3 separate regions of the Homo sapiens genome follow, and regions 2 and 3 are each linked to region 1. A link is a loop called in an ENCODE intact Hi-C map of the cell type or tissue named here. Cell type or tissue: mammary epithelial cell. All regions are shown on one strand. Links, peaks and the distances in the headings refer to the core of each region. The heading gives the core; the rest is flanking DNA.

The links. A loop is a pair of places that touch in the nucleus more often than their neighbours do. Peaks named below come from ENCODE experiments on the same cell type or tissue, not always from the same donor. Only the 100,000 strongest peaks of a DNase experiment are listed, where the experiment ranks them.
Region 2: a loop joins it to region 1, with 18 times the contacts of the local background. A loop is called at or near these places in 18 of 110 quality-filtered maps.
Region 3: a loop joins it to region 1, with 10 times the contacts of the local background. A loop is called at or near these places in 10 of 110 quality-filtered maps.

Annotation. Positions count from the first base shown.
Region 1 is chr4:156,471,103-156,479,428 of GRCh38, reverse strand. No RefSeq gene overlaps it. Among named protein-coding and RNA genes, the nearest start is that of LINC02272, 170 kb to the left of the region's middle. In mammary epithelial cell, for the core only: a CTCF peak has its summit at 3,960; DNase peaks (open chromatin) are centred at 2,928 and 3,918; H3K27ac peaks cover 2,016 bases.
Region 2 is chr4:157,125,501-157,130,500 of GRCh38, reverse strand. All of the region lies in intron 4 of GLRB (glycine receptor beta), which reads right to left. Among named protein-coding and RNA genes, the nearest start is that of GLRB, 52 kb to the right of the region's middle. In mammary epithelial cell, for the core only: a CTCF peak has its summit at 1,880; no DNase peak of the experiment used is centred there.
Region 3 is chr4:156,166,395-156,171,394 of GRCh38, reverse strand. No RefSeq gene overlaps it. Among named protein-coding and RNA genes, the nearest start is that of CTSO, 220 kb to the right of the region's middle. In mammary epithelial cell, for the core only: a CTCF peak has its summit at 2,296 (motif pointing left); a DNase peak (open chromatin) is centred at 2,144.

The DNA.
Region 1 (8,326 bases), core at 1,350-6,349:
AACTAGACTTAGGCTACATGCATCAGCCTTTAGAATGTGAGATTTTTAAATTTACATTTATGGAATATATTCTAGCAATATAATTCCAATTTAATTATACAGCAAAAATCTTTACTCTTGGAAAATACTTAATAATGAAAGCCAAAGGTGAAAAAAGCACATCTTCAAACAAAATTTATTGGTTTGCTAATTTCAGTTGATATATAATGGGAGAGCACTTTCTTCTTTGGTAGCAAGTCTTATTTTGATATATTCATTTCTTTTAAATAGGTCAAAATATAGTAGTTAAAATAAGCAATGAAATGAATAATATGAAATTTTTTTCCTATTCTGCTTTTGTTTATATTGAATAAAATATATTGCTATTCAAGAAAACCTGGAACTATTCTGAGTATTGTCTTTGTATTAGGCTCTTATTGCTGCTGCAACAAATGACTACAGATTAGTGACTTAAAACAACACACATTTGTTTATTATCTTAGTGTTCTGGAGGACAGAAACTAAAAAGTGGCTCTCATGGGCTAAAGTTCAGGTGTTGGCAGAGCTGCATTCTTTCTGGAGAATCTAGGGGAAAATCATTTTCTCTCCTTTTCCAGCTTCTGGAAGCCGCCTCATTCGTTAGCTCCTGGCCCCATCCACCATCTTCAAAGCCAGCAGTGTAGCATCTTCCAATTTCTCTCTCTCTAACTCTGCACCCATCATCCCACTATCTAACTATACTGCCTCCCTCTCATAAGTACTCCTGTGAATACACTGGGCCCAGGATAATTATTATTCAGAATGATCTCCCCCTTTCAAGATGCTTTGATCACATTTGCAAAGTACCTTTTGACACATAAGGCAACACACTTGCAGATTCCAGGATTAGGAGATAGACATTTTTCATGGGTTGTTATTCAGTTTACCACATCGATTCTTGATTTTCCTGAAAAATCTAGATACATGAAGATGTAGGGCCTTTATCAAATAATATTATACTTTAAAACTCAAAAAAACAAAATAAATATGATTATAATTTAAAACTATTATTGCATATTTATTTTAAAAAATCTCTAAGTGGAAAAGTGATATATTTTTTACGTAATAGTCATGGGGTCCATAACTTTTCCACTCTTCTCTGATAAAATCCTGATTCTGCTGATGGGAGCTCCCCCTTAGTTTCAATGTTATCCTGGGCAACTCACTTAAAGGCAATTAATCCATTAGAAGGCTTGCAGCTTATAAATTAACTTAAAAATTATTTGTCCAAATTGGGATAGAATAGAATAATATTATTCTTATTTGTTGGAATTTGGGTGGACAAATATGGAGTGAATTAGGTAGCTTGAAACAGAGAGAAGGTTGTCACAAAAATTCAGAACAGCTAATTAAATTTCAATTTTAAATAAACAACATGCAAGTTCATAGTTATGTCCCAAATATTTCATGAGACATACTTACAGTTAAAAATATGTGTTGTTTTATCTGAAGTTCAAATTTAATTGGCTGTCTTGTAATTTTATCTTCTAAATACAAAAACCCTATAGAGATGACAATAGGACTAAGTGGCCATGAACCAGCTGAAGTTATAAGGAAATTTAAAATCGTGAGGAAGCAGAAGCTGTGACAGATAGTACAGTTTGAGGGTAAGCAGAGGTCCTTAGCTTGCTTTTATTAAACAAACAGGAAGATAATTTGCAACGAAACATAAAAACTATAGCTTTTATAAATCTTTCAGAAAAAGTCAAACACTGTGCTAGCATTGGGCAAATGAAAATAGTCAATTCATGTAAAAGATATAAAGATAGCTAACAAACTTGTGAAAATGTGTTCAACTGCTTCCTAATTGAGGAAATGACAAGAGAGTAAGTTTTTTTAAACCAAGTTTTATAAGTCAAGATAAAAAAGATTGACATTGCTCAGAGGTATCAAGAACATGGGACAATTGGGTCTCCATTTTTTGGTAAAAATCTAAATTGTTATAATAATTTTTAGAGGAGTATGTGGTGATATATAGCTAAACATATGAATGAGTAGTTGAAATATGTGACCATAAGTCAGGAAACCTCCTTTTACCTTTCTTGGGGTGATGTTGAACGACTTAGGCACCAGAGCAGCTTGGACTACAGGTGTGAGCCATCATGCCTCACAAAGTTTTAAAATTTTCTGGAAGAGACAAGTTCTCATTTTGTTGCCCCGGCTGGTCTCGAACTCCTGGCCCAAGCGATCTTCCCACCTTGGCCTCTCAAAGTGTTGGGATTACAGGTGTGACCCACTGCACCCAGTCAGGTGTAGTCCCTTAAATCAACTTTTTTTTGTACAATGGAGTCTCACCAGCCATTAATGAGACGAAATCAAAGATTCATCCCCACACAGAATCCCTAGATAGGTAAGGAATTCCTTTCTATATGTCTCAAGTCCATCTTATTTCGATTTTTAACTTTTGTTTCTTTAATACAAGCCGCCAACTTCTAGCTTGTAACTGGTTTTCCAAGAACCACCTTTGTCCACTAAAAATTCCTTTTGCATCCTAAACAGAATAATCTTTCTCAAAGTGCAAATCTGCACCTTAGAATATTCAACACTTTTCCCTCCCTCATCCTTCTCTTGCTTGGAAACATTCATCGGCTTCCTCTTGCTCTTAGGATAAAGACCAAAAAGCAAAGACCGAAATCCTTGACATGACTTATTGACTACCATTTCAGCCTTTTCCACCACATTGTCTTCACCATCTGTTTGATGAGACCTGAACCTCTTCAGTTACTGGAGCTCATGATACTGTCTTCCTGACAGGCTCCAGACTTGATCTCTCTCTGTTCTCTATTTGATTGGTTAGTATTACTCATTGACCATACCCTAGCTCTGCCCTGGCTAACTCAGGAAATTCTTCTCTAGTCATGGGTAAAATTCCCAATTAAATAAGCATTTGTAGCACTGTGGTGTGTTTCTCTTTCTTAGCACTAACCACATTGGAATGTTATGTCTTACTTGCGTGGTTGATTCATGTCTCTCTCACTCACTAGAGACTAAGCTGCATGAGTACGTGAATCATGTCTGGTTTTCTCTCTATTATGGGATCATATTTGAAAAAAGCTCTCTGAATGAAGGAGTAAAACATTGATCTGTTTTCTACACATGATGATGGGCTGGGAGCAATGTAAGTAGGCATGAGGGAATTTCCATCTAAGTTTATGATAGAGGTTTAAGTGTCCCCACATTACCAGTGATTAAAGAAGAGAGAAGCAAAGTGTCAGGTTAATATCACCTTTTTCTTAACCTTTATCTGGCCCCATTTTAATGAGGTCTTTCCAAGCCATTTTCATGACTTATGCACCATGGTTAAAGTTACCCTTTTTCAGATGAGTTGTACCCAATGTGGGAGAAGACAAAGTGGGATACTTGGTGCCAAGTTTAAACTGATTTGGGTGAGACTATAGTTCCATAGTCTATGTTAACTTTCGGCCTAGAACGCTTTGCAAATTCAGCATAAAATAGCTATACCAAGCATGTTTGGAGTTTTCTTGAGCCATGTACTGGTGCGATATAATCTATTAGTTTGATGAAATAAATGGAAATAACTTTTAAAGGGAAAATGCTTTTTATAAGTATGGCTATCTGTCAACTTCGTTGTTTTTCCTTATAACTCTCTCTGAATATAAGAGAGCAGTACCGATTGTATATTTTCTCTCACTATCTTCCCAAGACTAGCAATCTAATTCAATTCACTGAGGTTGAGTCCACTAGAAATTTTGTTTGTTGTCTTCATGCTTTTATTCTAAAGATAATTTAAAAATTACAAAACAGATCTGGAAAATGTCTAATGATGTAGTTTGCTGAGTATAAAGAAGTATTAAATTAGGCTAAAAGTCAGGAGCTTTCATTATGTATTCAACATACTGAATATGATATGGTGTTTGGTATCTGCTGCCAGAGTATTGCTTCTAGACAGGCTAATCTGTACTCCAAGAATGACACCCTGTGGCTGAATAGATCAATAGCAGAAAGCTCATTTATCATTCTCTTCTTTGTCTTTTAAAAAAATAGTCATTGCAAAATGGGATTTATATACAATTCACTTTAATAAAAAATTATTTTATGACAAAGCCCCTTAAATGTTTAAAATGGATTGAAAAGGGCTAGCATGAATAAAGAAAACATTTCAATATTTATTGCTCAATGTATGTGCTATATATGAGCTATGTCAACATATATCATTAACACATAGCAATAATTTGTTACACAAGTAGGTAGGGATTTTTCTCTTAAAAATAGTTCATAACATTTCATTGTGTTTAAAACTTGAGGAGTGTATTCATTTCTGTTGTTTTAACTGGAGCCTCAAGGCAACACTGAATAATCTCTAATAGCTATGTTAATATTTCTATGTTTTACAATTATAGAAATGCAAGGTAAATGAGGGTTAAAAGAATTTTCGTTTTCTTTCTTTTTCTTTTTGAGACAGAGTCTCGCTCTGTCGCCCAGGCTGGGGCGCAGTGGTGCAATCTCGGGTCACTGCAACCTCTGCCTCCAGGGTTCAAGGGATTCTCCTGCCTCAGCCTCCTGAGTAGCTGGGACTACAGGCGCGTGTCACCACACCTGTCTAATTTTTTGTATTTTTAGTACAGACGGAGTTTCACCGTGTTAGCCAGGATGGTCTCAATCTCCTGACCTCATGATCCGCCTGCCTCAGCCTCCCAAAGTACTGGAATTATAGGTGTGAGCCACCGCGCCCAGCTCAAATTGCTTTTGATTCTGAGTAATTTACTTATAGCTTGAATGTATACTTATAAGTTAATACTATAACAAAGCAGAGTAAGATTTTTTATTACAAATGGATATAATGTAGTTTAGCCATGTTATAAACGTGATGCAGAAAAACACAGTAATATAACAATAAAATATACAATTATATAAACACATTTTAATACATTAAACTAGAAAGAAGAAAATTTCTTATTTAAAAAATCATTCTTTATTATCCCTGCATTTAATGCCTCATGATATTCCTATCACTGCATTCCTTTTACTTTATTATTTTTCATTTTTCTTCCATTTTTATTTTAAGTTCCCAGGTACATGTGCAGGATGTGCAGGTTTGTTACATAGGTAAACAGATGCCATGGTGGTTTGCTACACAGGTCAACCCATCACCTAGGTATTAAGCCCAACATCCATTAGCTCTTCTCCCTGATGCTCTCCCTCCCTCTACCTCCCCATCTCAGGCCCCAGTGTGTGTTGTTCCCCACCATGTCTCCATGTGTTCTCATTGTTCAGCTGCCACTTATAAGTGAGAACATGAGGTCCTTGTTTTTCTGTTCCTGCATTAGTTTGCTGAGGATAATGGCTTCCTTCTAATTTGATCTTAAAAACCCCACATTTTCTTGTGGGCCCTGAGTGTTTGGGTCAGGGGGAAGCAGCCTCTTGTAGAAGCATGTCTATATAACTTATGCTTTGCTGTCCCTGATCTGCTACTTATTTGGAGTAGCTTGGAGGGTAAGGAGGGATATGAGTCTGAGCTGGGAGCAGCAGAGATCAGACCAGTGAGGGAGTTGTATGCCTCTGATAACTGTGAGCAAGCTCTCTCTCCCTAATTATCCTGAGTTCCTTGTGCAGTCAAAGCTAGAATTTCATCCTTTCTCCTATAAAACAAATATTTTAAATGCAATTCCTGGATTATATTATCCAGATTTGAAAAACCTTGAAAAGCTTTTCATATACTTGCTTTAAAATTCAACATATTTCTCTCTAATTACACTTTAAATGCAAACGAAGTGCCTGCCTAAAGGGCGTCCATAGACTGACTGGCTTCATAGTTGAATAAATGTTTAATTTTTACAACTGATATACCTTGTCCAGAGTACAGATAAAGCTTTTGGAAAAAATGATAAAACTACCAACAACACAGCAAAAAAGTCATTGTAAAGAAAGAGTCAAAGAAGATAACAGGAAATGTAAGTTATGTGGCTAACCCAATTTGTGCTCATATTTTGCTGTCCTGTCTTAGTTTACAAAAATGAAATAAAAAATGTAGTAAGGTGGTCCGTACTGAAACTATGAAAATCAGTCATATTCGGTGATTCACAGAACTCAGGGTTTCAATATGTACCTTAAGGTCCTCAGTGTTGCTTAAGTTCATACCAATAACGTAACATCCAAAGTAGTTTCACAATTAATTTATAAAGGTTTCCCAAATAAGAAGCCTAGTATCAGAATACATAACCTCCCACAGTCTTCAGTTTGAAGCTGAAGGCTGCCAAGACATGAACAGAGCTGTGAGACTGGGAGTATGCACACACAGAATCCCTGTGAGGAGACAGACCAAAGATAGCACAATTAGCCAGAAGAGAGTTTGTAAAAACTTGATCATATAAGCTGCTGACAACCACTGGAGCTCAATTAGGCCTGGAATTTCACTTTGGAATGGCTAGAGTTTAAATTGCCAACTACTCAAATCCACATTTACACTTATTTTATGAATCTATACTGTGGCCCAATTGCTGTAGTGGTGAAAACTACACACCTGGTTGTAAAATAAGGTATGAAATATGTTTTCTAACCAAGGGGAAAGTGTTCTCATCAGCCACAAGGTTTAATTCACGGTAGCCTCATCATCTATAATATATGATGACATCCAGGCTCAGCTGCCAACTACTGATATTAATTACTGAGACTTGATTGGGGTTAACCACTTTTGCTTAAGGTTTCAGCATTCTCTAATTTCAGCTGTCTCTGTGATTCAGTGCTCTAAATACTTATTAGAAATGACAGGATGTGCAAAACATGAATCTAGAAGGACCCAAGGAATATCATCAGATAGGATCATCCAGTCTAGTTTATCTACATATGAGATTCTCTTAAATTTAAACTTGAAATTCTTCCTCTTATTTGTTTCCAATCTATGTCTGTGCTTATGTAAAGGCAATAGGGTTCCTTTTCCCGTATTTTTGAAACCATAATATTATTGGTTACAGGATATAACCTAATGGCTTCCTCTGCATTCTGATGCATAGCCCAGATATTATGATATCATTATTACTAAAAAGACATTATGATATTTTAATATGGTTCTTAAATGGCATCATATGATAAATGTCTTAAGTATTCACAAACAAATACGTTTTTATAGTTTGAAATTAATCAACTTGGGCTGCATTCAGAAAACAGAAAAAATAAAATAAGTGATAAATGTTATACATTACTTAATGAAAATTATCCCATTACATTAAAAAAAGATTTTAAAGTTTATTGAGTTGGTCTTTAAGAATGTATTTGCATATGTATTAAATTACACATGAAAAACTAGAAATGTTTTGATTTCATGACAAAGTAATTTTATTTACAAATAGTCTTATTAAAGAACCATTAAAGACTGTTGTAATTGAAGAATAGTTTTTCCAGTTAAAACCAAATTTTCAAAATTAATAGTAAGTTGACCCATTTCCACAGTCTCCATATCTGTCTTCTAAACATTTTTCAAAAGTCTCAAAATGACAAGAAATATTTTACTTCAGTACAATCAAGCAAATGAAACAAACTTAGAGACCATGAAGATAAACTAGACACATCTTCATAAGCACGAAACATTTTTTATGTCACAAAAAATATATTTGAGTTTTCCAAAGACAACTAAATAACACATTTGCTTCCTTTGAAAATAACATTGCTTCATTTAAAAACACTTGGGAGAGGTTGGTGTGGTGGCTCACCCCTGTAATCTCAGCACTTTGGGAGGTTGAGCCAGGAGGAATGCTTGAACTTAGGAGTTCAAGAAGAGCCTAGGGGGCACACAGTGAGTCCTCATCTCTACAAAAAAAAAAAAAAAAAATTAGCTGGGTGTAGGGACATGTGTGCCAGTAGTCTCAGCTACTTGGGAGGCTGAGGTGGGAGAATTGCTTGAGCCTGGGAAGTTGAGGCTGCAGTGAGCTGTGATTTCATCACTGCACTCCATCCTGGGCAGCAGAGTAAGACCCCGTCTCAAAAAACAAAACACACACACACACACACACACACACACACACACACACGAGAAATAATTATTTTCCTAAGACGCCAAATTCCTTAAATAGATGCCTATTCCTGTTCTCTATTGTTAAGCAAGTAGGCTTTGTGACATATTTGTTACATAAATGGAGTAAGGATTCCCCCCTTTTATGTTGCCCTAAATTGTTTACTTCTTCATAGCAAGCTGGAACCCATTTGCTCAAAACATCATGGGTGCCAAATTCAAATTTTTATGTATCCAGTTGCTTTAAATGTAGCCCGATAGATAGAATTTTAGCCATTTAGAGCCCAATGCTTTGTGGACCCCACAAAACTGCTCTCATTGTCTGCTGGCCATAGACAAGAT
Region 2 (5,000 bases), core at 1-5,000, 650 kb before region 1:
TTTGTTCAAAATTATTACTTAGAGCAGGAATACAGAACAAAAACAAAAACAAGAAACACAAAAATACCTGGGAGGGTAAGCACTTAAAGGGCTGGCTAGAAGACTGAAAAAGAAAAAAATCCTAAGAATGTGATTTCACTAAACCAAAAGAACAAAAGCTTTGTGATGGTCAACAGCAGTAAGTGCCACAGAAGGTCAAGTACAAAAACAAACAAACAAACAAAAACACTGACTACTTTCAGCAAATGAGGAAGCCACTGAAGATTACAGCAAAAACATTTTCGATACAGTGGTGTATCAAAAACAAAATTGCAGGGGATTAAGGAGTGAATGGAAGACAAAGTTCCCTTCCATATAAGATAGGGATAATAATCATACACTCACAACATAGAGTTTTAGGAAGAATTCAGTGAGATGTTATATGCAAAGTACATGAACTGCACCTGGAGATATTAGGTGCTAAAAAACTTTTTCATTTTATTAGGAAATATCCTTCATGTTGTTGTTATTCCTTTTTAATGCTTGTAGAGTGCTTAATATGCTTTTTTGCTTCAAAAAATTCTGCATATAGTGTAACATGTTTGGGTTTCTCTATACTGAGATGATCTACCTACAATTATTTTGAACAGTCATTCACCTCTAGATCTCAAATCTCAACACAGTGCTAACACACATTTTTTAGCATCTCCTAAACTCTTCTTGCTTTAAGCTGCACCATTGTCACCTCAATACACCACAAAAAAAAAGCTCAAATGGGTCTCTACCCCAATTATTTTGTTTAAATAGAATTCCATCAGAGTCATATTCCAATGAGCATCACCAAAACTGGAAATTGCCTACTTCACTGGTTCATTCAGTGTATCATCCTGATTATTATGTCTTATTTCATTATGAAAGTGCTTCAAAGATTCTTTTCTATTAGTTATGAGGCCATATAATACTATGATTCCACGCAAGTTCCAGCAAGCTTATGTATCTTTTAAGAATATTTCAAATTTTTACAATTTAAGTTAATAGTTTGTGTTGAACATTCATGAAAAGATAAAAGCTCATTAGTTACATGTTTTGGTTAGTGTTTTATGAGTATTTTCAAATAATTACTAGTTATTGGCATTTCAAATGCTTTATATTAAGATAACCATCTTTGAAACCTATTTATTTTCATTTTCAATTATTCAATCACAGTAATTATAGCTCTATCATTTATCTTGCAAGAAACAAATTCCCATCAGAAACAGACCTCTTTTATGAGTGGGAAATTACTTAATTGCTTTTAAAGCACTGGTGACAAATACTATTCATTGTTCATTCCAAATAACACACTATTAATCATTATCTGAAAAAATGGATGGTCTCCAAAAACTTTTAGAACCAATTAACACCCAAATTAAACCATTTCTTCAAGGCAATAAAACATTTCACAACAAGACACTATAATCGGTTAAGTTTCATAAATGATATTTTAATATTAAGAACTGTTTATATTTTGTAATGTTGTTAGAATAGCTCACATATATAATCTTTAATTCATTTGTTTTCTTTGCATTATGGCAAAAATTAGCATTCAAATAAATAAAAGAGATCAGCTCTTATAGCATCTGGCAGCATTATAATTAAAGTTCTGTCAATAGGGCTATTAAAAGCCTGGTTTGAAAAGGATTTAAAATTTAGCCTCAAGTCAGGTTAAAATTCCATATAAGAATTGCAAGTTACCCAAATGCCTGTAAAAACTCTTAGGTTATATAGTAGTGATTTTTCTCAATATATCATTTTTCAAGGTTTATAATTAAAGATTCTTCAATAAAACCTTATGGATAATTAATTTTTCTAGATCTATGTTCATAGTCCATTTCTATTAGGAGAGCCTGCTAGGTGGTGCTATGGTGCCACACTAGGCTGGAAACCCCATAAAGAATAGAGACCTGCTGAGGCTGAGTATAAAAAGCATCCAATACACTTCTATTAAATACAGGAATGAGGAAATGCCTTCTGTATCATGTTGACAGTTCAGTTCAGGAAGTTGTGTAGTATTATTCACACCATTAATTTTTTTCATATCCACTAATAACAATAATCAAATTACTAGAAAGAGAAAACAAAACTTGGACATTTTTCATCCTTCCACAATGCCTAATACAGTACTCTTACTTGTGAAATTTAATCACCAATGCTTCCAAATAATGTAACTTGAAGAAAAAAGGTAATGAGGAAAGTATCCATAACAAATTGTTGAGTTTCATGTACGTACACTAAAAAAAGGTAACTTTGACACAAAGGAATAAAGTATATTTTAACTACTAAAAACATATATATAGATATTTAAAAATTACATCCTTAATAGAATTAACCTTAATGAGTGAGAGGTTTAAGTAATTACTCAATAAAATACAACTGATTAGTCTGGCATTTTCATATATGGAAAAAGTTATGTTATAATCAGATAATCCTTCAGCTGGACTTGGGAGGAAGTTATATGCAATCAGATAAACCTCCAGCAGAATTCAGAAGGAAAAAAATTACTAACAAATGCTCATCAGCATATGTACTAGTTTCCAATTGCCACTGTAACAAAATTACCAAAAATAGTGGCTTCAAGCACCACACATTTAGTATCTTACAGTTCTGTAGCTTAGAAGACCAAAATCATGTTCACTGAGCTGAAGTCAATTGTTCTGTCTGAGGGGCTGGTTCCTTTGAAGCCTCTGAGGAATGAACCTCTTTCCTTTGGCTTCTTCAGCTCCTAGAGGTCACCTGCATTCCTTAAGTCATGGTCCCTTCCTTGCATGACAACTGCTTCATGCTTCCTGCATCACAGCTACTACCACTGACCCTGATCTTGCTGTCTCTGTCTTACAAGAACGCTATCAATTACACTGGTTCACTTGAAGAAACTGGGATACTCTCCCCCGATCTCCAAATATTTAATTTAATCACATCTGAAATGTCCTTTTTAACATATAAAACAGCATATCCACAGGTTTGAAAAGGATATAAAATTTAGCCTCTAGTGAGATTAGAAATTTCATATAAGAATTGTGATTACTGGTGATTATGACATGAACATCTTTAGGGGGCCATTATTCAGCCAACAACAGAGTGCAAACCCTGAAGATGAATAACATGAGAAAAATAAATATGAAATCAGTTTAATGTTTATGATTTTACATCTAAGATGTAAAATCTACTAAGATATGTGAAATAAAAAATGGGACAAATATGTCTAATATTATTCTACAGTAAATTCTATTATTCTATAGTACATGCTTTAAAATTAACAACAAAAACAAAATATAAATAGTAAACTGAGGCAAGTTTTAAGGAAAGCATTTTAAATCTAAATATAAAAATATATAAAATAAAATTGTTTTAAAACAACAAAGATGAGCAATTACCAAGAACTAGAATCAAGCATTTTTAGTGGATCCCAAATATGAATTTTTTTCTTGACAGTCACAGCTGTGTTTCCCAAAAGGAGTTGCAATCTATTATTAAAATAAACAAAAAGTCATGGAACAAAAAGGCATAGAAAGTCTGACAGGATCATGAATTATAGTGCAATAATAATTCAATATAATTACAAAGGATGCCTAAACTAAAGAAAGAAAATAGATTGTATAAACAGGCTTTTATTTCCATGAAAGAGCTCTTATGTATTTCTGATAAGTCAAAGTGCCAGTGTATAGATTATGACAATACACGATAATACCCAGTTTTCCCTACATAAGTTCGATAGGTCACATTTTCAATTATGAAAATCCTGCTGATTAAAGCCAAAGTTAGGAACTGAATGGAAACTCAACAAATATTGTAAGCATAACTGTAGAACAGATGTCACCTAGCCCCTAACAAATCATTCTTCTCACTGTTTTGAATACTCTTATTTCAGTTGTCACAAGCAGTAGCACATAAACTGGTAGAACTAGAACTGACTGTTCCAGCAACTTCAAATTGGGATGATAACATTTATTTGACAATTTTGGTGATGCTACTGTTAATGTTGGTAAATACCACTTATAGTATTGATAATGATACCTTACAAAAATGTAAGGTAGCAAAATACAAATGAGCACACAGACATGAGAAATAGGAACTATAAAGCTTCACAATGAGGCCATAAAACAGGCTGAAGCAGCGTATAACCACAGAGATATGGAAGACCTTAAGGAATATTAATAAGGCTGTAATTTTTCCTCCACTATACAATTATGGTTTATGAATAATGTGAGGTGACTTCTAGTTTAGCCAGCAACATTTAGCATCTAAATTTAGAGAAAAAAAGCAAAAACAAATTTTTTCCAAATAGAATTGGTTAAAATTTCCTGACAATAACATTAATGCCAATAACTTTGCTTGCTTCCTTGTTTGATAATCAACATTATCCACTGATGAAATGGGCTGCCCCTCTTCCTTTAAAAGTTGCCCTCCATCTTTCTGACACCTGACTCGTGGCTATTCATGTTATATCTACTCCCAGGCTCTGTGTTCTGCATTGTGCTTTCTTTAATAAGCACTATCTGCTGAAGTAGAATGGTTTGAATTTCAGAGGAAAGCACAGAGCAATACTGAAGCTTTTTAAATGTTAAGACTTCCTTTGGCATGATCTCAGCTCACTGCAACCTCCACCTCCTGGATTCAAGTGATTCTCCAGCCTCAGCCTCCCAAGTAGCTGGGATTACTGGTGTGCACCACCATGCCCAGCTAATTTATTTATTTATTTATTTTGTATTTTTAGTACAGACGGGGTTCACAGTGTCGGCCAGGCTGGTCTTATACTCCTGACCTCAAGTGATCCACCTGCCTCAGCTTCCCAAGTTGCTAGGATTACAGACATGAGCCACTGTGCCTGGCCAGGAATTCCTTTATTTTTGTACATCCTTGTAGGGGAGATTTCTAGGAGGCTAGTAATAGACAAAGCCACACATATACAGTAGGACTGCTAATACAATTAGAAATAATTCAGTTTTTAGGATAATATACTACTGTGAAATTTTAAATTAATT
Region 3 (5,000 bases), core at 1-5,000, 310 kb after region 1:
TGTTAGACAGTTTCTTGATGAGCTCAAATTATGAAATAATGCAGGAATCATATAACTTATTAATAAAAATATGTTTACATTATAAAGCCAAAAACAATGTAGAGCCCTTTGTTAATTGTATGGCAAGTGGCATGTGGTAACCTTCAAAGTCTGACTGCATTCCCTCATGAGTGTTCACCATTTTTTTTTTGGAGATGGAGTCTCGCTCTGTCGCCCAGGCTGGAGTGCAGTGGCTTGATGTCCGGCTCACTGCAACCTCCACCTCCTGGGTTCAAGCAATTCTTCTGCCTCAGCCTCCCGAGTAGCTGGAACTACAGGCGCCCACCACCATGGCCGGCTAATTTTTGTATTTTTAGTAGAGACGGGGTTTCACCATTTTAGCCAGGATGGTCTCGATCTCCTGACCTCATGATCCGCCTGCCTTGGCCTCCCAAAGTGCTGGAATTACAGGATTGAGCCACCATACCCTGTGGTGTTCACCTTTAGAAAGGGCTCTGATGGTGACTCTGATACATATGCAAAATAACCTTCTGAGAGATTTTCTGCCACTTAGGAGTAGAAGATGTTCTCTTTGCCTCCATCTCCAGAGTAAGGGAATAAAGTAACAGTTAGAAGGTAGAAAAATAAACGGCCTAGCTTTCCCCTCCTGATTATATCAATCAAAAGTGAAATTAGCAGCCCCTGCCATATTTGTTTTTCATCTCTTGCCCAGATTATGTCTGCATGGAGGGCTGAGAATAATATTTCAGAAGAAGCAGGTAAACTATAAACAACCACAAGCAGGTTCCCCTTTACCCTCCTCTCTTTGGTTACTATCAGTGTCTAGGAGCATGTCCTCTGTAACCACGCATACTTTAAAATTGTGGATTAACTTGTTGCTTTTGAATTGTTTAGCTTTCATTATAATATCTAGATATCAGCTTCTGAAGTTTTAAAGAAATTTTGTTATTAAATGAATGGTATTGCTGATCATTACAAGCAGTTTCTTCAAGATGCCAATATCTATACTTAAAAAAATTCATTGAATATAGTGGAACTACTATACATGGTGTGCTGAGGTGCATTCCTTCCAGACTTAGGGTCCAGTGATGTTCATGTTTGCTTCTTGAAACCACCCATAGTAAGAATAGTTACATCAGAAATGCAGAAAAACATTACAACAAAGGGCATTGCTCTCCTGGGAAGCTGGTTGTTAATGCATAAACCTGAGTAAATCTCTGCCAGTCTTTGGTCTTTTTGCTCTGGGATCCATTCTTCAGCTTCCTCCTAATCTGCAGTGTTCTGCAGATGGCCGTCTCCGAGATGCATTCTTGGGTTCCCTTGTAAGCTGGTTGCCAGCTGGTTTCAAACAATGGGAGCCACCTACAGGAAATTGTCAGATGAAGAAAAGGAAAAGCCAGACAGGGACTCTGATAGCAATGGCTTCTCCTCTGTAGCTCTAGATTTTGCCAGAGAGTTGGACATAGTTTTCTTCCAATGTGTCATCTTGGCCCTTGTAACACTGCCTCTTCTCTTGTCCCTGCAGACTTCAAAAGGTAGCAACTTCTTGTAGATGCTAATTTATGAGTTGCCTCCGAGGCCTACATTTGGCTTCTCAGCTCTTCAGAGTTGCATGACCAGTTCCCTGCATAAAATGTTCTTTATTTTCATAGTAAGTTGGTAATATTCTTTAATTTTGCTAGGAAAGATAAACCACGCCGTAAATTTAACAGGAATTTAATATGAAATAATTATTAAACTATGATAGGAAAGCAACTATAAAGATACAGAAGCAATTCTAAAGGGAACCCTATGCTGAAGCTGACTTTCAAAGGAAGGACAAACTTAGAAGGTGGGACCCTCTTCAGGGCTGAGTTCTCATCTTGGAGAAAGCATGTTTGCAGCTCATGGAATAGCAGAGAAGTTTGTTAGGTTGGCTGGGACAAAGCTGGTCTGCATTCATCACACAAGAAAGAGATAAACCTCCAGGGTGCTGGCAAGCCAGGTTGGTCGGCAAGTACACAGAGGAAATCTGGACACTCTGTGGGTGTTATGGGCTTGGAGCATGCAGTGTCAGTATGTTCGGGTGGAGATAAGAAGCCTTGGGAAGGTAGTCATAGGGCTTAGGCAGGGCCTATGAGGTCACTGACGGATTTTGCCTTCTGGGTGTGTGGCTGGACAAGGCATCACTGAATGTTCTTACACACCCACACAGCAGGACTGCAGCAGGAGCCAGAGAGGGCTGAAAATCCAAAGCAAAACAGCCAAAACTGGAAAGAGAAGCCCCTTCCTTCTGTAATGTGACTCCAGTGCCCTCTATTGACAAAGCTTAACATGGTGCTGTGCTTAAAGAGAAATGTTTAAAGCAATCAGTCCATTACTTCAGAGCAGGCACTGAGGGGTCAATTTGGAGGTAAGGGCAATACATAGAAATTAACACAGTGTATTTTCTGTGTTCCTGGTTGGGGTCTGATTAATAAAATTCTCAAAGTTAACGCCTTCATTTTATATTGTTATTTTGTCCTATAATCTTTTGCTGTTGTTCAGTTTTAAAATATCAGATATTTATCATTATTCTTGATGACTCAGTTTCCTTCATGCCTTGGCCTTGATTTAACATCTTTTTTGAATGTGCCATCTACTTTCTACCTTCTTACCATCATGCTAATTCGTATCCTTATCATCTATCTCAGGGAATAGTGTATTTATTCTTGAAGTGAGAAATGACTAACTGCCTCTTTAAATGAAAAATGACTAAGTCCTTCTAATTTACCAGACACTGTGCTTGGCACATGGAATAGTCAGATGTGATTCTTTTTTCTTATATAGCTTAAACTTTAGTTTAGAGATTAAGGACACTGACAGTTGTATAATTAAAAACATTAAAAATGTCCCTGAAATGATGATGATGATGATGATGATGATGATGATGATGATGACAGTAATAGATATAGTCATACACGAGAAAATAGCTAGACAACCTGAGACCAAAGGTTATGCCTGAAGGAGCTGGTGCTTGAGCTTAGTATGATGGCTGAATAGAGGATAATTAGGTAAAGGGGTGGGAAAGGGCATTCCAAATGTAGGGCACATGTTTAAAGGCAGGAACATACTTATTTAATGATCTTCAAGGAGGCCAATCAATGTGTCTGGCATAGAGAGACAGCAATACCGAAGCATCCTAGGAGATGGGGCTTTAACAGCAAGCTAATATTTGGACCATGTGACGATTTGAAAACAATATTAAAGATTTGGGTGTTTTTCCCAATAGCAACGACAATTATTTCCAGTAACCTCTTAACTTGTTAAGCTTCCCTTTTATAGTTTTCTTCTGGCAAGCCTCCAATCTGAATTCTATGTATTTTTTCCAGTTTTTCTTTACTACCATAAAAATCTATTCATGTAAATCCCTATCTTTTTGCATATTGCACTCATATACCTCTTCTACCCTGCCATTATTCTAACCCCACTAAGGTAGGCCAGCCTCCAAGATAGCCTTCAAAGTTTCCCTACTCCATGTTCTTGTGCGGTTGAATCAGACTAAGTTGTGTAAATAATTGCAGATTGTGAAAATGACTGTGTTCTGTGGCATCATCCTTTATTCGTTCTCCTTCTCTCAGATCATTATCTCAGAAGGAAGCCAGTTGCCATATTATGAGAACACTCAAGAAACCCTATGGGGAAACCCATGAAGCAAAGAATTAAGATCTCCTGTCAACAGACAATGAGGAATTAAAGCCTCCTGCCAATAGCCAACATAAATGGAGGCTCCTGCCAACAGCTATGTGAATTATCCATCTGAGAAGTGGACCATCGTTTCTCAATTAAATCACAAAATGATTGAAGTGCGGGCCACCATCTTATCTGCAAGCTCACGAGAAATTTGGAACCAGAACAACCCAGCAAAGCCACTCCCAAGCTCTAACTAATGAATATGCCCATAGTTAGTTACTCTTTTGTACTCTTATCAATCGATACTCTCTGACTTTCAGTAAATCTGACCCCTACCAATTACAATACCAGAGAGAGTAGTTTCAAGAAGCCATCCAAATACTGAGTTTCTTTTGCCCCTAATATTCTGTTACTGATATCTGGGAAGAAATTCCATATGATACTTTGGTCCTTAGGAGATGCACAGGCTTAGATATATGTAGAGTCCCATTTATAAGTATGCACAAAATATTATAACAGTCACTTTTAATCGACCTATACAAAATGAAAATCTTAGATCAAACATGTATCATACATTTATTAGAATGTATTGTGATTATTGATTTGTTTATAAGACTTCTCGTTAACTTGTAAGCTATTTCTGGTTCCGAAATCTATTGGAAAAATGTAATAGATACAGAGAATCATGGGGCTCAGTAAAAAGCATCCTATTAATATTATATCAATTGATCGCAGAGTCCTAACTCCTGTGAATGTGTGCTTGTAAGTTTGAAATATACACAAGATCAGGTCACTACCAGAAATCAGGAAACCAAGAGTCTTAAGAGGCAGAATAAATACTGAAGGACAAACAGTAGGACAAATGGAGAAAACAGACAACTAGCCAAAATCAAACTTTTTCAGGCATCTTAGAGAAGAAGTAGAACAAGAAAATGGAAAATCACCAAGTGATCTAGAGGTATGTTTGAAATGATTATCTCTCATCTGCATTTTGAAGCCAACATTTAAAGAGAATCTTGTGGCTGTTGTATGATGAGACATTCTAAAACATTTTCTAGAAATGAATTTAATTTTTGACTGACTCATGCATATCAGTTCAGATAAAATAGGAGTGTAGTATTTATCCTCTATTTTCTAGTTCCAATGGTGGAAATTTTGCAAATCCACCTTGTGTACTAATAATATTCAGTCTCAGTACTTCCCATACCTGATAATTTCTCAAGACAAGGTGAATCATGATAACTTTTCTCTGCAGTGATAGCTAAAAGGTGACTCTGCATCATAATTTCTTAGTAGGACTCAATGTAAAACTTACCTATTTCTCTAGAAAAATCTCAAGAAAATGGAGC